Linked DNA regions of Mus musculus: regions 1 and 3 are each linked to region 2. The links are chromatin loops, found by intact Hi-C in ENCODE. Cell type or tissue: left cerebral cortex. All regions are shown on one strand.

Region 1 (8,000 bases), 170 kb before region 2:
ACAATTACCTTTTCCAATGGTTCTGTTGCTGTTGGTCTGTTGGTCGATTATTTGTTTTGTCCACTTTGTCTGGGGGGCTCCTGCTACCCCGGCCTTCCATTGATGTCCTAGCACATCACTTTCTTTGCTTTCACTTTCTTCTTGTTGTTGTAATCTTAGTTTTGTAGCTCAGTCTGACCTGGAGCTTTGCTATGTTGCTGAGGATGATAGACTGTGGATCCTTCTGCCGAGTGCTGGGATTTCAGGCCTGTGCCACTGTGCCTGATTTACTGATTTACCAGCTCTCACTCCGTTTTAGGGGAGAATAGATACACTATAAGCTTAACAAGAAACTGTGGTGGCATCTACATGCCACTCAATCTTGTTCACCCTGCTAATTTTCCTTGGTTATTCCCTGCCCTGTCCCTCTGTTCGATGGATACAGCTGTTACCTCTGTGCTTTCTAATCCTCATATATCTTTCCCCGCTGTGTTCCCCCTCTGTAAATGTCAGATTGCTGCTCTGCTCATCCTTAGTCACTCTAGCCTTACTTTGCTTATCTTTTCCTATGGTCTAACGTGAGAAAATCATGGAAGAACAAATACTGTGTCTCTTTGTTTCTTATCAGTTAGAACATTATGGAAGCACATCTTTGGCTTCTGAAAAGAAAGAATGGTTGCTGAGGTGTCACAAGGTCATAAGTATAAAAGCGTCCTGAGAAGTAAACTGTAGTGCCTCCTGCAACTTTTCTCTATGTTAATAAACTATTACAGCTGTAGACTGATTTGTAGGTTGAATAAAGAACATGGTAGATGCTTGTAGATTTTCAGGCAGTCAAATGTTCCGTTGGAAACATTAAATGACGGTCACGAGTCAGAACAGGGATGTTTTCTAAAATTCAAGACTATCTCAGGAAAGGATATATTTTAGGCTTTAACTGGCCCATTAATTAGTGTGTGGTGATTAGGGGTGCCTGTTTGTGGTGGTATACTTGAACACATTTAACTGGCCAGACCAGAAATTAATGTTGGGATATCTTAGTTGCTTCTTTACTTTTTAATTTGAGACGGTCTTTCATTGAACCTCCTGATTGCCATTTGGGATAAACTACCTAGGTGGAGAAGTTAAGAACCATCGTGTCTATACCCCATAGTTCTGAGATTACATGAGTGCCCTGTCATGTCTGGCTTTTTAGTGTTTCTGAGGATCCAAATTCAGATCCTTATGTTCGTGCAGCAAGTACACATGGGTCATCTTCTTGGCCCACTAGTGTTTGTTTCTCTGTTTTTAAATCCCATTGAATCTCTCCATTCAGAACCTTCCTTCCTTCACAATAACTTATGAACAATAGGGTAAGTTCTAAAGTCTGTTTAAGTCTGACCTAATAAGGTTGGCAGAACCAGAATGCATGATCTGCATCTCACATGTGATAAACTTAAGGACTCAGTGGATTGTCTTTGCCCTTTGGCCCCATGTGGCTTATATCAATCTTCAGATTATCTCTTTGTCTACTAGTCAACATTTCTACATTAATCAGTTTCCCAAGAACTGAAGTTTACATTGTCTCCTATGTGCTGCCAGCATATTGCTCAGGTTTCCAGTGGACAGAGACAGTGTATGTCAGCAATTCCCATGGTTATATATTTTCAAACTCTTTTTTCTGTGCTTTATTTCCTCTTCGTCACTTCTTTTTGTCAATGTCTCACCAGTTCTTACTAACAACCCCCTGGACATCCTTTCGGTTAATATAAGGGCACCTTCCACTTGCAGATTCTTCACCTTGCAGGCATGGGGGATCTGAGGATCACAGTCCAGTGGCTGGAGAGTCGCCCATTCGTGTTTCACACGGCTCATGTCTTAGTCTAAAAAGAGAGCTCATTCAACTGCTGAGATTGAACACACAGTGTGTTCCTGGTCACCATGATGAGAGGAGCAGCACATATGCTCTCATTGTATGTGTGCCCTGGTCACATGGGAAATCCTCTGTAGCATTTAGAAACTGCCTTTAAACAACTCTGGGAGAAGGGAGGCGCTGCTCCAAATTCTGTTTTCTCTTGTGTTCTGCACTGTCACCTCTCTCAGTACCCAAGCTAGATTTGTATTCTATCTTTGGGGGGAAGTGGTTATACCTACTCTGAATCATTCACACCTTAGATTCTATCATTATTCGTTTAAAGTCGACTCTGGAAAAAGTCGACTCTGGAAAAACTGTATTGATTCAATTTAGTTTGTACTCTCCATTCACTGAAGCTCAGCATTTCCTCTTTAAAGTCTTCAACCAACCCATTCATGTCTAGACTTCCCATCACCATTCATCACATTTAGTTTCTGCCAGCAGTATATTTTTTCTTCCCAAGGGTGACAGTTTTCAGATCTTCACCTGGGTCTCCCTGTCCTTCTCAATCTTATCTATCTCCTCACTTTCTCCTGGGTACCACTTTCCACACAGTGATCTCAAGTGAAATCTGCCCAGGAACCTCCCGTTTGAGAAGCAGGTGGTAGAATTCTGCACCTTCCCAGAAGATGCTTCTTGTTTCTTACCCAATGGTGAAGAGCCTCTCACCTGCCAGGCTCCATGGCATCCTGCTCCCTCCATTGACTTCTGTGGCTGCTGTGCCCTCCAAATCTGAATTGTGAGTCTTCCCAGCATCTTAGGTGGCTTTCATGTCTTCTGTCCTAGTACTTCAGCCACTCAGTCTCTGCTCTTCCTTGTCTATGATGTTTGTCTTTGTTTCACTTTAGACTTCCAAATCTGGGTGAATTGTTATCACCAGTCATAGCTCCAAAGCTTCTTGAAAGCCTGAATTAAAATGTTGCCTCTCCTGCTCGGACTCCCCCACTCTTCTCTCTCGTGTCCAATTGTCTGCATCCTTCAATAGTGCACGGACCTTCACTGCCACCACCTTCATTACTGTCTTAGCAGCTTCTCTCTTCTTCTCTTCCTTCTCTCCTGGGTTTAAATGCTAGAACTCAACAAACCATTCTCTTCATTACTTCAAATCAGTTTCCCATCTCCTTCTAATGACTGTAGGGAGATAGCTTTGCCTACACCACATAGGTGGTGCTGGAGAAACGTCTCATCCATACAAAGCATAAGTGTTCCGAGTCATGGCACCCAGCCTCAAGCACCCCCTGAGAGACTCTCCTTAGTCAGCACTAGGATTTGTTCTTTCCCAAAGCTCATTTGCTGAAGCAGCAACCTTGCCCCCACCCACACCACCACCTACGCTCTGCTTCCTTCGTGTAACCCAGAAATCCTGTCGACGCTACCTCATTAACATTTCTCAAAATCCCTCCACATTTGCACAGCTACTGCTTTAGTTGAGTCACATACCTCTTTTCCCTACATCTCTCTTCACAACACACACACCCACACACACACACCACACACACACACACACACACACACACACACATGTCAGGTTGCATCCCTTTGGACCTGTTCATTTCTGCCCAGTATAGCATGGAATCTTAGAAGTGAAAAGCTGTGCACAAGTTAAGATGTTCTTCTTGTACTTCTTAGGGAGAAAAAAAAAAAAAAAGAAAGCCAAACTCTTTTATATAACCCTCTTCTGCCACAGAACATTACCCCAGTTTCTGTCTTTCCTCACTGTGGGCATCTGCACATATTTTCTATATACAGCTTCGGGTTCTCTGCCTTCTACAAACACTATCTCCACCCTATTCTGCCTTTCTTCTGTATAGGTGCTCTCCTGTTCCTCCCAACCAGTCTGGATATGAACAGTCGATTTTGTAATGGTTGAATTGAATGGATTCCCCTGGGAAGCAACTCCTGCCTGACTCCTTCCTAACAAACAGGCAGCAATTAGAAAGTTTCACTGACATTCTTGATTTCATTACCAAAGTTTCTGCATGTTAAACTGTTGCTGGCTTTGTTCCTTGTTTTTTTATACTGTTGCATAAACTGATACAAGACTTGCATTTTCTTAGAGGTAAATAATTTTTACAAAAGGTTGAGAGAAAGTGACTCTACCATATGCATTTAGATTCCTTTAAGTCTCAATGTATTTACTTATTGAATAGGAGTTGTAGGAATATTTTTGGAGCACAGCTGTTATTAGATGAGCTATCATATGCCAACTGTCATCAAACTATCATCCACCTCTTAAAGGAATGTTATTACAATGCAATGTGATGGATCTAGTAGAGCAGAAAGTTCTCAGATCATGATTGCAAATGTGATGGTATCTTTTATGAAATTAACTTTCTTGTAGTGATACTTCCAATGTGGTTGTCAGATATATAGATAAAAGTAGATGTACTATTGCTTCTTATAAGTGCTAAAATCACAGATAGCCAAGGAAATTAGAAATGGTACATAAATAATTATTTCTTACACTGAACACTAAATGTAAAAGCTCTGAGATAGATTTTGAGTTCTTGTGACCAAAAGAACACAGCATGGAACTAACTCTTCCACTCTTCCAGGAATACATCTCCCTTCTTACTCTATATACATTTGTGGGGTGACTCAACTGTGAAACGGTATGTTCAGCAAGCAACTGAGAAATTGCTGAGAACTAAGCAGCTGTTTAGAGACGGTTGAATTCTCAGACAGGGTTATGGGTATGTAGCTAACATAAAAGGACAGGCATTGTGATAGGGAATGTGAAGACACCAAGCAGAATTTGGCACCTGTGTTTCAATTAGCTTTTGCACACATCCTGTATCCCAGCTAAATTCCATCACTGCTTAAATTTACCTTTATATTTTTACCCCCTCCCCAATACACTATTTATTGCAAGAAACTACATTGTTTAATTCTCATCTGAAGATAAGCACATGGTAAGAAACTTCCTATCTGCTCAGCAAAATACAAAGTTCCTAGGGGAAAGATCAGCTTGTGTGTGTGTGTGTGTGTGTGTGTGTGTGTGTGTGTGTGTGTGTGTTGCATATGTTACTTCTAAGATCCTATGAAATCCCATGCCATTGGTAGTTTAGCACGAGGTTTTAGGTTTACAGTTACTTTCATGCTTTAGGGTCAATTATCATAATGTCCTAGATGATTCAGACAGGGAATGACAAATATTTATTTGCTGCCGACTCCCATATAACATGTCAACTGCAGTCTCTTCTTCCAGCTCTGACAAGCAGGCTTTTACCTTGTGCCAAACATATTTCTATATAGCTTCATCACTACCCATACTCTACCCTACACACAACAGAATAACCGTTGTACAATTCTGTTGATGGTGAGATTAAGTTTCATTGTCACAATGTCCATCATTTGGGGCCAGCAAGATGTCTCAGAAGACAAAGGCACCTGCCAAGGCTAATGGCCAGAAATCCATCCTCAAGACCCATAGAGTAAAAGGAAAAAATGAAGTCCCACAGATTGTCCTCTGGCCTCTACAGGCATTCCATGACACACACACACACACACACACACACACACACACACACACACATACACACACACACACACACACTAAACATAACAAAATCATCTGTCAGTTTCTCATGGCTATACTGGAGTAATACAGATGATTTCAGAAAAAAAAAATGTTTCACTTATTATTTTCCAAACCTTTGCTTACTGTTCCATAGTGTTATCATCCCTCTTTCACTGCTTCATTCTGCAAGCTTTTATTATGTGTAGACCATGTGTTTTGTAAGAGATAACAATATGCAAAACAGGATTTCTTCTTTCAAGTACCTAATACAAACCAATTTGTTAATATCCTTTTTCTAAAAGGATATGTTATCAGTTTGAATGACTGTAACACTCAGGATATGATCTACCCATTCGCAACTGTGATAAGAATTCTTATTTGAGCTCATTTCTACTGATGAAGGCTACATCTGTGTTGGTTCTATTGTGTTAGATATCAGGTTGCTGGTCAAATGAACACCCTCAAGCCAGTATATGGCTTTTTCTCTGCCTTTCTCCCTGGTTACCCAGGAGTTATCAACAGCATGCTAACATGGATACAGAAGGCTCAGAACAGTTGTATGCTGGATGCAAGCTCATAGAACAATCAGCTAGTAAATGAAGAGAGGTCTAACATTTTAGCAAGTCTAGCAATTGATGACTCTTATATTTTCTTCAAAATTATGAGAAAATATAAAATAAAAACCACTTCATAGTAGATGGAAAATGAACAATAAAAATGTCAACATATAGGCACTTGTAGTTCTTGGTAACTCCTGAGAATGTCACAGTTCTACTCAGTGTACTAGGTACTGGGGAACTCAATATTGACACCTCTTATATCTGCAAATGTGTGGCTTTTTATTTAGGATGGCTCTAGATTTCCTTTCAATTTCCTTTGTCTCTGGCTCCTTGTACTCCTTTTCATTCTCCATTACTTGCACACTGGACTTGTTTTAACTTGAAACTTCTGGGTATTTGCCATAGAATTTATCTTCTGTTTACCTACTGGAGAGATTGTCTGCTTCAGTCATTCAATTCTAGTTCCTGGCTATGTTCTGATTCCCTTGATCCTAGTTATAATTGAACTCACATAACATTATTTAACTCACGGTTTTGTGTACTTATAATGGGGCTGAAGGATTAGACCACTGCTTTTGAACATAGAAAGTCATTCAGTATATCTATTCCAGTGTGTGGGGTTAAAAAAAAAAAAAAACCAATGCCTGACTCATTTAAAAAACCATGCATCCCACCCCATCACAGAAATCCATTGCTCTAACTTCAGAACTTGCATTTTGCATGTTTGAGTTCTACTATTTAGATATTAAGACAAATGACCAAATAAATTCTTTCATTATTCTATGTCTCATAATGGAGACAGAGGGGTCCAAATTCCTCACAACAGTTACAGCATACAGCATTGTGGAGGATGAGGGTGATAGAAATAAGATATTTGAAAAAAAAATGACACGTTTGTGGAAGAGGCATGAGCACCAGGAGACCGTGGAATCTGCCTGCATTTCTCTGCACACTTTAGTGTGTACCGTGCTGTGAGCATCCAGGAAGAGGACAGTCACTGTGCCTGCAAAGCCTCCTCATGGTGCCTCTGCTGCAGCTGTCAGATGGAGGAGACTTAATTGATGAAATTCTATTTATACCCAAGGATAAACTTAGAAAACCAAGCTACGCTGTCAAATCTCACATATTCAGTGGATCCCCTTCTTCAAGTCTCTAGCCTCTCAGAGACAACATCTACAATTCATAGTTTACTTTTGAAGTAACCAATAAATTGGAATATAGTTAGATATGCCAGATTGGAATGCAGCTTATGATGTCACACAATCTGGGTTCAAACAGTATTCAGAAATTCGATCTTAAGTTTGCCAACAACTTCATCAGTAAAATAAAATCAGTAGTCTCAACCATCCAGTATTTTCATGGAGTCATTAGGTTACACCATATAAAATACTTTATGTGATGTCTACCTGCATGGCTAGCCCTCCATACAAATCATTGGTATTTTTTATTTCATTATTATTAATTGACTTCCAGTTCTGAGGGGAAAAATGGGACCTAGAATAAAACGTTTTCTGAATACCTGGATTATAAGACCAAGCTGCATAAAATGCTGTGGCCACATAATGATGTGGCCATGGATAGAGTGGTGCTTTGCTCGACATCTGTTTGAATGTAAAACATAATGTATGTGTGATTCAATGTTCTGCACTGTCACAGACTTCTGGAAGCACTGGAAGTGGTCTTCACTATGACCAGTTGCTGTGTCCTCACAAAATACACCTACAAAAATACACTCAAAAAATTAAATAATACTAAAGAAATTATATCCTTAATAAGTCCTTAAAGAAGTGCTATTAGAGCACACATATCAAATTTACAAATTTATACATTATCTCAAATGACTTTATAAAGGAAGATCTGTGTGTTGAATTTCCAGAATAATATTGGAGTGAGAATTCTTCAGTTGTGTAAAGAGGGTTTCATCGTGTCAAAATCATGACAGACGCCACATGAGAAGGAGAAATTCCCCATACAGCTGTGACTCAGAGTCGCCACCCCTAGAGTACAGGCTCATGAAATGGGCCCTGCAGTCACAATTACTAAAGTT
Region 2 (8,000 bases):
ATAGGAATTGGTGAAGAGTAACTGAGTAAGATCTACAGATGTAGTCTGCACACCATACACACACACACACACACACACACACACACACACACACACTAACACTAAAATAAAATAATAATAATAATTAAAATACTTTTTTTTAATGTAGTGTTTTGAGACCCTTCTTCCACCATCTCCATATTTTCTTAGGAAATGTCTCTTGAATGATCCATAACCTCTGCCTGAATTTTAACCAATCACATCAAAAGACTGGTTTTCTTGGTTTCCTCTCCAAAAGTCCCCTATACACTCCCCCCGCCCTGCTCCCCAACCCACCCACTCCTGCTTCCTGGCCCTGGCATTCCCTGTACTGGAGCATATGATCTTCACAAGACCAAGGGCCTCTCTTCCCATTGATGGCCGACTAGGCCATCCTATGCTACATATGCAGCTAGAGACATGAGCTCTGGGGGTATTGGTTAGTTCATATTGTTGTTCCTCCTATAGCATTTGAAATGTAAATGAAGAAATGTCTAATAAAAATGATATATATGCAAACTCAAAAAAAAAAGAAAGGATATGGAGTTGAGAGGGTGGGGAGGTAGGAAGGATCTGGGAGGAGTTGGAGGAGGGGAAATTATGATCAGAACATATTGTAGGAAAACTGTATTTTCAATAAATATGTATACTTATTGTTGATATTTTAAAACATTAAAGTCTTCATATTTCCTTTTGAATTTTAAAAAGAAGATAAAAGAAAATGGTGACAATGAGTTTAAGAAAAAAAAACAAATGAAACACTGAACATTCAAATGTAATTTTTACAAAATGCTTCCTCATTGGTTATGAGATTCTTTTAAAAATATCAATTTATTGCCAGGAAAAAAAAAGACTGGTTTTCATCTTTCAAGTCATTTTTGCTTGATTCTGTTCATCCAACTTGCCTAAACACCAGACCTAAGCATCCACTTACAAGTAGCTTAGCTGTCTAAAATCTACAGTGCTCTCATTGGATTTTGCTAAGTATAGTTATCCTTTTCAAAGAATGTGCCCTCATTTTAAAATTTTCTTTATCCAGTTTTGTTCCCTGCTTTATTGTATTCTACATCAATTTAGCATTATCTAAGCCTAATCAATCAAATAATTTGCATCGTTTTCATTTCTCAATAAACAATTTAAAAAATCAGTCATTGATATAAGCCAGATTCCAGTATATTAATAAGCATAGCGTCGAATTTATATTCATTCTCTTTCCATCGCTACTTTTGGTCTTATGCTCCATCGTTCTCATGTTCAAATAATAAAATTAATCATTATTGCTCTTATTAAAGTATGTACTTTCATGTAAGAGGATTTAAAATAGAAAATAAAGCTACTTCTGACAGCAAAGACAGTTTGGGAGTAGATATATCAGTATTAATATTTGTATTAATTAGATCAGACCATAAATCATATCTCTATATGAATGCTCACAATAAATATCTATCCAATTACGTATGTGGTTAAAGTTACCCATGAAGCAGTGAGGGTCATGGTGATGGTGAAAACTGGGAAGGAAATGAGGAGCGTTCTTTGTAAATGTTCTTTTTCCCATTGTTGTTACTGTTCCTTATCTGACCTTATACCTACATGTCTAGTTCTAGCAGCTAAAATTCCAAGCAGCAGATGAGAATCATACTTTCTTCAACCTACTCCAGATAGAGAGACCAGCAGACCCATTTTGAGGGTCTAAGAAAAGAGGATAAAAGTATATTCAGAAAAACATTATTGCCGGCAGTGGTGGCATACGCCTTTAATTCCAGCACTTGGGAGGCAGAGGCAGGTGGCTTTCTGAGTTCGAGGCCAGCCTGGTCTACAGAATGAGTTCTAGGACAGCCAGGGCTACACAGAGAAACCCTGTCTCAAAAAAAAAAAAAGAAAGAAAGAAAGAAAGAAAGAAAGAAAGAAAGAAAGAAAGAAAGAAAGAAAGAAAGAAAAGAAAAGAAAAGAAAAGAAAAGAAAAGAAAAGAAAAGAAAAGAAAAGAAAAGAAAAGAAAAGAAAAGAAAAAAATATTATTTTAGGAATGATTGTATTAGTTAATAGCTGTATTGTAATGCTGAACAGAAACAAATGAAAGGAGACCACAGCTATTTGGCTCACAGTTTTAAAGGGTTTATTCCATGATCCCAAATTCCTATGAACTTCAGTAGAACATTATAATACAAGGAGGAAAAGGAGAGTCTCAATTTATATTTATCATGAAACAGAGGGAAGAGATTACTGTAAGGGATGAAGGAAAGATATAGAGCCTCCACTAACCCACTTTCTTCAACTAAGTGCCACTTTTCAAGTGTTTTCAGACAAATTAAAACAGTGCTATTAGCTTGGATCAAGAGCTCAACATATGAGCTCATAGGATACATTTCATATTCAAACCATAACAGGCTCCTAGAGCCAAAACCTTTTCCCTAGATTCTCAGGAGGTAGCAAAGGAAACTACCAAAAGCCTGCGATGTAGAGTAGAAAGGACTTTTTTCACAGAGTGACCCTCAACAGTGTGATACTGATGGTGCAAGTGAGAGTCCCGCTGTTCTTAGGAGCCAGTCGGCGTGATAAACCAGATCTGTCAGAAACAATGACATTGAAGCAGTAATAAAGAACATCCTACCTCAAAAGAACTCAGTCATCCCACATGGACTCATGGCAGAATTTCATGAAGAGTTAAAACTATTGACTCCCAAATTATTCTATAAAATACAAAACGAAGGAATGCTTCCAAATAATTTTTTATGCAGCCAACATTACACTAATATCTAAACTAGGAAAAAAAAAAACTTCAACAAAAAATAAAGTGATAGGCCAATCCCCACGATAAACAGAGATGCAAAATTACTCAATAAAGTACATGTAAATACATCAAGATCACCCACCACAATTAGGTTACCATCATCCCAGAGATGCAGAACCTTGCTGTCTCTATAGATGCCTGAAAGTCCCTGAGTAGACCAGGCTACTTTCGAAGCATCAATCTTCTACTTATGTCTTCTAAGTGCTAGGACCAAAGGCATGAAGCATTTCTAGTTACATATACTTCTGTTTATCATTGCTATCAATTTTACTATGTGATTCTCCCATTAAGTAATAGGCAATAATTAACTATAATGGAATAAAAATAGTCAATTTTTTAAATAGTTGAGAGGGTTCTGTGAATATGATTCTCATAAGTAATGCTTCTGGAGCTGGTGGACTGCAGTTCAATCTTGGGTCAGACTAAGAGAAATGTTGCTTAAACTCAGTACAGGAAAGGATTGTTTCGCTACTGCATGAACTAACCAGTTGCCATCTGTAAACTGAATTCTAGGCAAATCAGGAACAACTTGTTTCTGGGAGGACAATAACTAGGCAGCAGAAGCTCCCAGAAGACATTCGGCATAGGGAGTAGACAGCACATGAGTCTGACGTTGGGTCACAGTAGGAATCTTGGGAAGTCTCTTCTGCTTGTTTTCAGAACTATGTAGTGGAAAAGGACGTATCTGTCCTTTGATGCTCCAAAGAGCAAGGACACAAAAAAAGAGCTTCATAGCAATATATGTAGGGTAAAGCACACCTCCTCACTCACAGTAGTGGTGGTGGTAGTGGGTATGTGCGAAGTTTCCCAGACTGGGTTTCCCAGCAGAGGCTCCATGGCCATCTGTTAGAGATATTGCCAAGAAAATTTCTACACCAGGTGGGAGAACCCAGGAATGGATCCCAGATTCCTTTCCAGAGGCAAACACTGTGTTTCTAATTGGGCCAAAGATGCATGGCTTCACTTCACCTGCTTCCAAAAGCCTGGATATAGCACTTTTGGGAGAAAAAAAATGAACTTTGTTCCATACCAAAAAAAATAATAATAAGAGAAAATGAAGGAGAGAGAAGAGAAGAGAAGAGAAGAGAAGAGAGGAGAGGAGAGGAGAGGAGAGGAGAGGAGAGGAGAGGAGAGGAGAGGAGAGGAGAGGGGAGGGGAGGGGAGGGTATAGGGAGGGGGAGGAACTGACTATAAGAAGAACAAGAGAAAGCAGAACAGGAAGATCAAAAGTAAAACCATTCTCTAGGTAATTGCTTAACTGATGGAATGTTCCTGGACTTCTCATACTTGAGATTTTGCTTTGTTTTCTCTTATTTCCTTTTTCTTTGTCTTTTTTCTATCGGAAGACATTGATCTTGAAATTCTCAGGCTTCCATAATTACAGACACAGGGGAAATCCCATGTAGATACATCACTTAACAAAACCATTATTTCTCTCTGTGTGAGGATTTTGGACAGGATTAATAGAAGAGTATGTTGACACACCTTGACTTTTTGCAGTTTAGTGGTTACCTGTATGTTAGTGTGTACCTTCTATTCTGGGCTTGTCTATGCCACTCCCAAAGGCTCGAATCTGGGTTTTCATGGTGCGACATATTGAGTTAAATACATTTCCAACCAGCTTTATAAACATATGTTTTCTCTTTTTAGTATGTAAAATTCTACAGATTTCCACACACATTTGATTCTGCCTAAATTGGGAGGAATTTTTCCTTCCTTTTGGCAAATTTCCTCAGTCACTGGGATTTGTACAGAAGTAATGCCAGACTTACTCAGTGTGGCAAACTTGTGTTTGTGCAACAAGCTTATCATCCACAATGAACACATGGCTTTTAGGCACAGAAATTAATCAGTGCTGGAGAGACGTCCTGGCATAGGCTCCAGGATGCCTGCTTGCATAAGCCTGCATTTGGGATCGATTATACAAAGCAGGAGCCAGAGCTACAGAACACAGAATCCCAAACACAGTTATCTCTTAGCCTCAAGCTTTTCATAAAGTGCCTAACCACTTGCAGGAAAATAGAAATATGAGTAGTTAAAATTTGGTTAGTAATGAAACTTCTTCATGGTCGTTATATAAGAATCAAAGGCAATATTATATGTGAAAATAAATAATATATACCCTTCCTTATTAAAAAATAAAAACCAACTTGAAGTGGTTTCTAGTGGAATCTAAATATAAGAGGGCAACTATAAATTCAAAGTAATAGAGTCCAAATAGTATGGATACCTAATGTGAATACTGTGATGTTTGTTGCTGGATTTTAATAAAATTATATACAATAATTATTTCAGTTGATTCATGAAAAATCACCAAATCAGTCCAAAAAATACATTATGTTTGTTTAAACTGCTCAAGAGTCACAATTAGCCCTTAGATGAGGGTGGTAGAGGCTCTTTTTCTGTGGATATCTCAAAATAGAGCAACTCCCTGTCATGTTGAATCGGAGAGCCTTCTCAATAACTTACTTTACAGTCTGACCATGTCACATTGGAGAGATGTAGTCTAAATAAATCCAAAACAATCATCAGGGAATCTCGTTGGCTGGACTTGAACACACTGAAATGTGCCAGGATAAATGAATTGGCTGTTGCCTACCAGTGAAGCACTTTGCAAATTGCAAAGCATTTTGTAAATAGAAGTGACAGTAAATTTTATCACTACCATGCCTTTTGAAGCCAGGTGGATATAAAGGAGGCTTAATAGAATCATAACTTCAAATAATAAATAATAATAATAAATAATAATAAATAACAAGCCTAAAGAAAATCTTATTTACCTTTTGTTTTTCTTTTGTTGGGAAACAAACATGTCCCCAAACATATATGTCTCTATGTCCACATCTAAACTAGGAGAAGAAGCATTAGCTTAGAAACAGCTTCTATAATAAGTTTGCCTATTACTGACAGCAGTCTATCACAATAACAAGAGACCACTGATTTATGCAGCAGAACCCAAATAGAAAAGAATGCAAATTGTTGAGCAAATTATCTATATAGTTTATTGTGACTATTTGTGGTCCTTTAGAAAGCACTAGCCATTAAAATCAAATCAATATCTCATTGCAAGAGCCCAGAAACCAGACCTCAGCCAATGCAGTACTTTTTTTTTTTTTTTTTTTTTTTTTTTTACAAAATCTTTCAAGGCTTTCCTTGAATTGAGTTTAACTCAAGATGTAGTTATTTAACTGGGGCATCTTCCTTCTGTGAAGATATCCATTTTATTACCATGTTTACTAAAAGCAGAGGAAAGGGTTTTGCTTTGGGGATTCTGTTTTCTTTTTAATTTAAAATGACTCCCTCAAAAATTAATAAAATGATCTTCATTGCTGCTGAGTAAGAGTAGAAAAAAAAATGTTTGCTCGTTAAACATTTTCTCTGGCTCTGCAATGGACCAGACCAAAAAAAATATCTCTGTCTTCAAGGAAAATAACAATGGGTCCAACAGAAAAACCATTCACTCCTATTCACTCAGCAAAGCACCACTCAAGTTGTTCCTTTGCACCAAGAGACTGTCACACAGGTAAACCCACAAAGCATCCCTCGTCATGTCTATCCATTAGATGAAAAAGGTGAATACAGTGACATTAGTAAACATCTGAAAGTCAGAGAGCTGGCTGCACTGCTAATGATAAGGGATCCTGACTCCTGAGCCCAAGCTTTAAATAATATCAAACTAGATGCTTAGAGCATCCTTGTAGAAGCTCATCAGTAGACAAAAGGTAGGATGTGAAAAAGTGTGTGAGTGTGTGTGTGTGTGAGTGTGTGTGTGTGTGTGTGTGTGTGTGTGTGAGAGAGAGAGAGAGAGAGAGAGAGAGAGAGAGAGAGAGCACATGAAAAGACTTTATGGAGATGATTTAAGCTGAGTCCCCATAGATCACGTGAGACTTGGTCTGCTGGAGGAACAGGGAGAATAAAATGGAGAAAATATTCCAGAGGAACAGACAGTGTATGTCTTCCTCATCTTTGGGCTAGACGTAAATTCGAAGTAAGATATAGAATTAAAAGATGATCGTGAGGAAAAGATCCCACTGTGCATTAAAAACCATGCACCACCAACAGGAATATTGGACACAAAACAAATTCCGTTCATGAGGACAAACAAGCCAGCGTTGGATTACACTGAGGGCTGGAGGTGTAAATCACAGTGAACTGTTGTTCTCTCCTATGATGCGGAATAGATGTCTCTGGATTCTCTGCAGAGTTTAAAGTGCCTTCAAGGACTTTCTCACCTCCACCAGCTTATCCTCCAGCTTTATTTAGTCATCTTATCCAGTGACACTTGAAATATTGTCCTAATTAAAGCACTGACACTTTAGGGGTACTGTGAAAATTCTCCTGGAAGCATGCCCTCTTGTCTTTCTCATCATGAAACCAGGAAAAGGGTTTAGAGACTCATCATGTTTTGAATCTTTTTCAAGCCTCTGGTAATTCACAGCGTCATCTTTCCCGTGGATGATTGTCAGATCCGAGGTGAGGGATCACAGCACAAGACACAAAGGTCAACTTTTGTGGCATTTTTATGCTTTTCAAAATTTCCATAAGAAGATAAACGCTGAAGGATCAGTGGTCTAAACAGCTTGGACACCCACTGCTGCCTCACAGGCGTGTGAAATGCCTCCGTCTGACTCATGATTAGAGATGTAAAATTGTCATCTTGCTCAGGATTAGAGCTTGACATTAAAAGTATTTATAACGCTTGTGAACAGAAACTGTGGGCTTGGCAAAGCTTCGCTGGAAAAACAGAATTCTTGAGAAGAAATTCCTGCAGGTTAAAAAGGGTTCTGGGCAAAATATCTAAATATGGAGGGAATAGTCTAACTACTGTGACATCTTCTAATTATTTACACATATTTTTAAGAGTGCCTTATCTATTTACAAAGGAAAATCATTCTATGTTTCTTCTCTTCCTGTCCTGCAGCATTGTAAAACTATTCCTACTTTTTCTCTAGCTGGTAATCCGGTTGTTATATTGATATATACTGTGAATTTTCTTAAGTGGTTTAGAGATATTTATGAAATGCTTATAGACAGGCTGCTAAGTTATGTATCTAACCCTGAGAGAAATATGGTTTCTGTAAAATTATAAATAATGATAACTCTGGAATCAAGCAAATACTGCTATAACCCCCCCCCCAAAAAAATATGCAGGTAATGCCGTGTTCTTATTTCATGACTGTGGGGAACCTGGGC
Region 3 (8,000 bases), 90 kb before region 2:
TGTCCCAAACCAAGCCAACCCAAATTCAGCAAAACAGTGGACGAACTCAGGGGTTGAGGGAAGGGAAAATGATTCTTCTTATGGGCTATGGGCCACGGGTAGGCTTCCCAAGCTTCCGTTGATGGCCCCACACCCTTGCACATATGGGCAGCATTAAAAGAATCTAGTGGTTTATAAATAAATGAATGTTGGAATTTTGATGGGGATTGCATTGAATCTGTAGATTGCTTTTGGTAAGACAGCCATTTTTACTATATTGATCCTGCCAATCCATGAGCATGAGAGATCTTTCCATCTTCTGAGATCTTCTTTAATTTCTTTCTTCAGAGACTTGAAGTTCTTATCATACAGATCTTTCACTTCCTTAGAGTCACGCCAAGATATTTTATATTATTTGTGACTATTATGAAGGGTGTTGTTTCCCTAATTTCTTTCTCAGCCTAGGGGACTTTTGGGATAGCATTTGAAATGTAAATGAATAAAATACCTAATTAAAAAATAAACAAATAAATAAATGGATAGAAAAGAAAGGAAAGGAAGGAAGGAAGAAAGGAAGGAAGGAAGGAAGGAAGGAAGGAAGGAAGGAAGGAAGGAAGGAAGGAAGGAAGGAAGGAAGGAAGGAGAGTATGTGTGGAATAAGAATGAGAGGAGTAAGAAAAACAATGTGTGTATAATCAGACTTCAATCTATAAGCCTATGCAGTTCTAAATAGGATAAAAATGAGATGACCCACCATTGAATCTATCTTGAGAGCATTTTGGGTGAATATTCCCACTTTACTGGCCATTCATGAATCATACATGAAGACAGACTGAGTTTAAGTGGGTGCTGTCTTTGTCAAGGTATAGCTGCTGATGGTGGAAATTCTTAGTTCACAATAGCTATTGGTGCTGGATCTGTAACCCTTCTCTTGCTAGTGGAACTCAGCTGCAATCTAGCTGCACTTTATATGCTCCAGTACAGGGGAATGCCAGGGCCAAAAAATGGGAATGGGTGGGTAAGGAAGTGGGGCGGGGGGAGGGTATGGGGGACTTTTGGGATAGCATTCTAAATGTAATTGAGGAAAATACGTAATAATAAAAAATATTTAAAAATAAAATAAAACGAGGACTCAGATGGAAAAAAAATCAATAGGCTATGCTTCTTGTCCTTAGAGTATTGCCATTTAATGCTTTAAAAGCATTATATCATAAACAATGCGAAGTTTCTTATAATGATCCTGGAAGAATAACATGGACACAGATATCTGGCAAAGGTGTCTGTAGAGTGGCTTTAAACAGTCAATGGCACCTCATGCAAGCCACATAAACTATGGATAGGGTAGACAGTGAATGGACATTGAAGACAAAGACTTGTGTCTTCATCCAACTGGACTGACTACAGAAATATGAGAAAGAGAAGTCCTAAGACTGCCCTCCTCTCCCAAACCACTATCACTAGTAAGGATGTTCTTTATTCCTGATACAAGGTATTTCCCTTCAGTGAGTAAAACTGACAACTGGAATGATTTTTGAAGAGTTCTTTAATTGAAAATAGCACCTCCAATGACTGTTAACTATGATTTCTGAGTTAATTTATCCTTATTCATAAATCATATCCTGAGCATCATAATTTTAATATTTTCTTAATTTGTAGTTGAAAACTGCTGGGGAAGGTAGAACAATTCTTCATTGGTGATATGGCCAAAGCAAGCTTTTAGTATTGAGTTCAATCAAAATGTGCAAGGGGCTAAATTTTATTTCTTACTCCATCAGAAAGATTAACTTCTCTAGAGAACACTCTTTTGAAATAAAATATAAGTTAAAGATTATCAAATAATCTTTCTTGGATCTACAGGTATGATTTTAAAAAGAGATTCACTGTCATAGCCTCCAGACATCTTGCTTAAGAATATATTAGTTACATTAGTTACCAATATTCACATCCTAAGAAAGATGATACCAGCATAGGAACCTAGATGCTTGACATGAAAGTGGATTTTTTAAAAATATGACATTGAATAGAAGTGTATGAGAGAATAAGAAATTGATTTTACTCATGAAAAATTATTCAAATTGTTTTCTTATGTTTGGGGAACAGTACAAACTGGGATCTTCATTCTTTTATGTTACTTCTTGTTGTGCTATATTTGCCTATGAGAACCACCTTTTAAATTATAATCAATTCAATCATAATGACTACTTAATGAGTACCTGCATGGAGCCTACTGCATTATGTTCTGTGAAAAATCTGTGAATGGTACATTTATTTACTATATATCTATTAGACCAATTAGATAAGAAAAAAAAAGGTTTCAACAGATCACTTGCCCAATCCCCTCCCCCCAAAAATGAGATAGGCTTCTTTTTTAGGGTTTGCTAAGCTAAAGCTTTAAGTATCCCATCCACAAACACATCACAGCTATCCATAAATAGAAGTTGCAGGAGAGTTGTGTCACCCTAACAAAGTGAACAGCTAACCCTTTCTGGCACCTCCCATAGCTGGATAAGCAGAACCTTTGCTATTGTCTCCCTTAAAAGTAAAGGTGCACTAAAGCCATGGCGTTCTTCATGTTGGGGTGCTGCTTACAGAAGACCAGCTGTGTGGCCTGAAAGTTCCCTTTCTGTAGCAGGCTGTCATGTTGTACCAATCCTTCCTCAGAAGATTCCCTCTCTGATAGCCTTTATAGGAACAGAAAACCCACCCTTGCTTTCCAACTCAGAGAATACTTATCATGTAAACACATCATACATGCATTTACACAGTGGTTGGGCAAAGATTCAGGGGCCAAATCCCCTAGCTTATTCCCTACCATCTTGAGATGTGCCACAGATTAAGTAATTACAAACTTTATATATATATATATATATATATATATGTCAAGCTAAGCATATTTCAGTCTCATCTCAGTAAACAACTCATACTAAACCTGGTCTACCGATAAGATGCCGCAGTTAAAAGCTTGCTTTCTACCAGTCTTGAACATTAGTTCTCACCTATTTGCCATCCTATATTGGGTGATCTTTCCTTGTCATGCATTGTTTATGAATGAATGGAAATTGTACTTCAGTGCCTATACGTGACTTGCTCAAAGTTTGGTTTGTTTGTTTGTTTGTTCGTTTGTTTGGTCTCGCTATGTAACTCTGGATGGCCAATAACTCCTTATGTTAGTGAGGCTGGTTTTGAAATCACAGAGATCTGCCTGCCTTTGCCTCCTGTATGGTGAAACTAAAGGCATGTACAATTATCCCTTTCATAAACTGCTCAAATTTCAGCAAGCATTTGCTACATGGCATGAAGAAGGTGACTGCAAACCAGTTGTGTCTGGCCTACTTCCAAGCCCAGATGGTGCAGTTCAAGAAAACAAGTGTCATTTCTGTCATATTTTTCACACTGGGCTCAGTTACCACCAAACTTGTCTCTTAGGGAAAGGTGTAGGTTACTGCTCTGTGTTGATGAGTACAAAGTTTGGGCTTCCAGAAAGACGTGAAGTCAAAGAGTGTTTGGAAAAAATGGAGGTGAAAGAGTTGTGGGTTCAACTCAATGAGAGACCTCTTGCTTAGTATGCACAGGGCCCTGCCTTCAATCCCCAGAACTGTGAAAATTAGTAAAACCAACAGAGTCTGCATGCAAAAAAGAAACACTTACATATTTAAGTGATTTTTAAACTGAAGTCAAAGGAAAGGGAAGGGCATCAGAGAAAAAGGAGAAGGAGCACCAGAGGATGGCGCATTCTATTATACACTTTTATTGCTGTGGTTGCCCAAGGTTGTAAACAAGAAATGGTTTTATTTCAAGCACTTAGGAGCTTGCTCTGGTTTCAGACACAAACTTCTTTCTTTCCAACTTGCTTTCTATTGGGACTCTAAATTAGTGCTTCAGAGACACGAATCTTTGCTGACTCAAGTCAGTTTTTCGTGTCCCCTCATCTGAATTGCTATTCCATCATTTAGTGAAAATTTTAATCTTCTCAATGCTCTTGGACTTCAAGTTTTAGTGAGATAACGCTGTGGTCATTTCTCAGAGTTCTAGAAATAGGCTGCAATCAGGCTCTGGGGAAACAATCATTCTGTGTTTGGATTAGAAACAATAAAAATAGTTGCTGCCCATCACTTTGTATACTTCATTACTATTGGATTTTTATAGCCCCATTGACTCTGGTATGAATCATAAGGCTATGAGGCAGGTGTTATTTGTGTCACTGAAGAGTGGGAAGTCTCACAAGTTGGATCTTTTGGAGGTGAATTCAACTCTCTGGGCTCCACACAGCCAGAGCAATCTCTATTCTAGAGATGTTAGCCAGAAGAGAGATGATACCTATCTGCTGTACATTTCTGTGCCTCAAATGATAGTAACCATTAAAGCCATGCCTATAAAACAAAATCTACTCATTTGCATTTTCCATAGAAAAGCACTTTTTTTTTTTTATTCTAGAAAGAGCAATGTATTACATTGATGGGTAAGGTTTTTTTTTTTTTTTTTTCCTTCATGGGCCATGTACACTGAGACAGACCCATAATAAATATACTCCTAAGTAAACTGAGTGTCTTAATCTCTATCCAGTTATTTTCAAACTGTGCTGCCTGAATTTTCCATATACTCGGAGGGAATTTCACTTGTGTGTGAATTACTTACTCTGGGCACAACTCCTGATCCCATTTATTCTCATCCTAGTTGCCATGGTCCTCCAGGGCAACATAAACATTTCACACTACTCACAAATGCAGCTCCCTCTTACCTCCCATCAGGTGTGTCCTTCAGCTACAACCCAAAGTAACATGGTGGCACATGCTCTCCTCATCTCCCAATGGAAGGCATATACACCCTGGAAAATTCTCCCTATAGGGGACACTGTTTGGTTTTGCTCAGCTTCTTGAGAGCAGCAGCTTTCATTCCAGAATTTTCTATCAGGGTTATAACAAGCCTCAATTCCTCTGCAAATTTGATTCGCATTTTTAATTCACAGCAATGAATTAACTAATTTAGTGCTATTAAACTAGCAGCCTGCCAACTTCAGGGGCTGGGGGAATGAACACCACAAGAACAAAATTTAAAAAGCCAGCTACACAGTTCCTGCTTCTTAAAAACAGAGAGAAAGACACAGATACAGCTGTGAAATCACAGGCAGCTCTGTGGCCCGTGGTCCATTTTCTCTTTTGTTTCACGGGGTTGCCTCTGATTGGATGTTTGATCGGGGTTCTCAGTGTAATACATGTCTCATGCTGTAGCTCTAGGCCCATGCATTTTACTATAAAGGAGTTGCACTTTCTCCAAAAGGAGAAAACCCAGGCAAAACGTAAGCCTACAGCCCTCATGCTCCTCAGAGTGCTGTTGAATTCAGTGCAGGAGTCAGTGTGCTTCCTGACTCACAGAGATATGATTTTAAAGCTTAAAAACCAAGCTGAGCATGGTGGTGCATGCCTTTAATCACAGCTCTTTGGAAGCAGAGGCAGATGAGTCTCTATGAGTTCAAGGCCAGCCTGGTCTATAAAGCAAATCCAGGACAGATAGGGCTCTGTTCCACAGAGAAACCCTGTCTCGGTAAACCAAACCAACCAAGCAAACCACAATAACAATGATGACATTAACAACGAATGTCCGATAACAAACGTAAGCATTCTCTGGTTTCAATGGGCTTATGCGTATCCAGACCCCCTTTCCACTGTGTCAGGAGGAACACCGTGTGAATAATAACTAAAACGTGAGCTGCGAGAGGTGGGAAAGCTCAGATCCTAGTGAAATCGTGGCTACCACTCTTTTCCCTGTTAGTCATGGCACTTTTCTAGGGTAAGTGGTGTTTACATTGTGTTTTGAAGAAGGAAACGGCAGTGTGGCTGACATGGACTGGAAGCTTGTCCCAGAATCACTAAGAATAGTATTACGTTTGACAGGCAGCCAAAACAGCCAGCATGTTTACCCTGCAGTAGGCTTGTGCATAATCCTGATGTTTTTCACATTGAGAGAATTCATGAATTCTATGTGCACTGACTGGAGAATCAGAGTGCTGTTTCAGCTACATTCACTCTCCTGCCATTGGCTGTTTTGTTGGTGGTGGTGGTAATGTGTTTTGCTTGTTTTGTTTTTTAACATCTCTATGATAATACCCATGGATCTAAAAGGAACAGCTTGAAACTATAGTATGTTTTCAGTGTGGAATTTTTTTTTAATTCAAAATATTATATAATGCATCGCTGGCAAAGTCTACCATTTTGAACGACAGTTTCCTAAATGAGAAAAACTCACATTTCTTCGAGAATATTTTCGACACATTTTATTTTAAATAACATGTCAAGTCTGTGTGGGTAAATGAGTGTGTGATTCTTCTTACTGTTTTCTGAACCTTCACACACTGAAATCAAAGTCATAGAGCAGTGGCTTAACACCACTATCGTGTTCTTTTTTTTTCACTTTTTTTTTATTAGATATTTTCTTCCTTTACATTTCAAATGCTATCCTGAAAGTCCCCTATACCCTCCTCCCGCCCTGCTCCCCAACCTACCCACTCCTGCTTCCTGGCCCTGGCATTCCCCTGTACCGAGGCATATGATCTTCACAAGACCAAGGGCCTCTCCTCCCATTGATGGCCGTTCTTTACTGAGAAAAATATGGTGGCCCAGAGTCCTGCAAGGATGAGTCTGGCATCATGAAGGAGAGGGAGGAAACAGTGGGAAAGGGATGAGCAGAGGGTATTTAGGGAAGTGGTCCCAGAGATCCACCATGCTTATTTTGCTCCATTTTGGCCAACCTTCCTCCTAAAGCCTTAGCCTTGGCGATTGGCCCCACATCTGTCCAGCCTTGTAGGTAGCAGGTGAGTCTCGTCAGCTTCCTCTGTCTCTCCTAGATTAGAAATCCCCTGTGGAAGAGAACATGCCCTATTTTCTTTGGGTTTCCATCATTCTCTGCTTCCACCCCCACAGCCTGTGACACCATTTGAGGATCTGCTCCTCCCAGGGCTTCAGAAGGTATTTTGGAACAAAGAGAAACAGGGCCTTTGCTCCTCCCTGTGGCCATTCCCACTGCACCTGCAGCTGCAGTTAGATGCAGGAGCTGGTGAGGAAGGACAGAAGGATGGGCACCCACTCTGACTCACAATGTCTTGGTTCAAAGGGAAATCAGATTGAAGGGGGTTGGGGGGTGGGGAGCAGAAATGTGTTCCATGTCTGTGTGACCAAAAGTTAACAATACATAAGAGAGAAACAAACCATGTGACCATTGATTGCATCAATATCAAACTGTGTAAACAGAATGCTTCTCACAGAACAAGGGCTTTGCTCCCTAACACTTCTTGGAATAAATGTTTCCTCAGCTCTTCTTTGCCTTTTAAAAAAACAAAACAAAACAAAACAAAAAAACAAAAACAAAACAAAACAAAAACAATACTTATTTGGTCTCTAACAGTTCTGGTGGGAGAAAGTGTACTTAGCATCAGTACCAATGCTATTCATTAATTAGTGGGATTAAGTAAGTATTGCAAAGACCTAAAGCAGATTTTGGATTATCTTCTACAATTCATGTTACGAAGTAAAAGTTGCATTTTAATATCATTTAGCAGATTAACAGACAGAGTATATGTTGATAAATAACACAAAACATCGAAATGAATAAGCTTCATTTCCATTTTAATCAATGATAACACAGGTAAAAATACTGTATCTCATTCTTAAGACAAAAAAATTAACTTTTTCATATTATCACCCACTAATCCTTTGGTGGGAGAAACCTTGTCTCCATGCCATTCTGATACTTTTTCTATTGCCCTGCTAAGTCAACCTTATAATTTTTATATTTTCTACAATAGAATTTTGGGTTGAAAGTCTTATGTATACTATAACATTGTTAAGACAAAATTTTAAGCATCTTGGAACATACTATGATATTTATCCCTCATATATACTAAACATACATACATTGTACATACATTGTACTCTCCTACCCGGCTCTCAAACCCATGACCTCTCCTTCTGTAATTATTATTGTTTATCTCTCTCCTGAATGCCTTTAATGTTGCTTGTATGTTCGTG

What was found. A loop is a pair of places that touch in the nucleus more often than their neighbours do. Peaks named below come from ENCODE experiments on the same cell type or tissue, not always from the same donor. Only the 100,000 strongest peaks of a DNase experiment are listed, where the experiment ranks them.
Region 1: a loop joins it to region 2, with 14 times the contacts of the local background. A loop is called at or near these places in 2 of 42 quality-filtered maps.
Region 3: it touches region 2 in a loop (2.7-fold over the local background); 3 of 42 quality-filtered maps call a loop at or near these places.

The regions. Positions count from the first base shown.
Region 1 is chr6:36,434,940-36,442,939 of GRCm38, forward strand. All of the region lies in intron 2 of Chrm2 (cholinergic receptor, muscarinic 2, cardiac), which reads left to right. Among named protein-coding and RNA genes, the nearest start is that of Mir490, 17 kb to the left of the region's middle. In left cerebral cortex, no CTCF peak of the experiment used is centred here; DNase peaks (open chromatin) are centred at 3,228, 4,516 and 6,948; H3K27ac peaks cover 1,541 bases.
Region 2 is chr6:36,601,386-36,609,385 of GRCm38, forward strand. No RefSeq gene overlaps it. Among named protein-coding and RNA genes, the nearest start is that of Mir490, 180 kb to the left of the region's middle. In left cerebral cortex, no CTCF peak of the experiment used is centred here; DNase peaks (open chromatin) are centred at 3,622, 4,579, 7,169 and 7,406; H3K27ac peaks cover 912 bases.
Region 3 is chr6:36,511,564-36,519,563 of GRCm38, forward strand. All of the region lies in intron 2 of Chrm2 (cholinergic receptor, muscarinic 2, cardiac), which reads left to right. Among named protein-coding and RNA genes, the nearest start is that of Mir490, 94 kb to the left of the region's middle. In left cerebral cortex, no CTCF peak of the experiment used is centred here; DNase peaks (open chromatin) are centred at 4,082, 5,201, 5,273 and 5,884.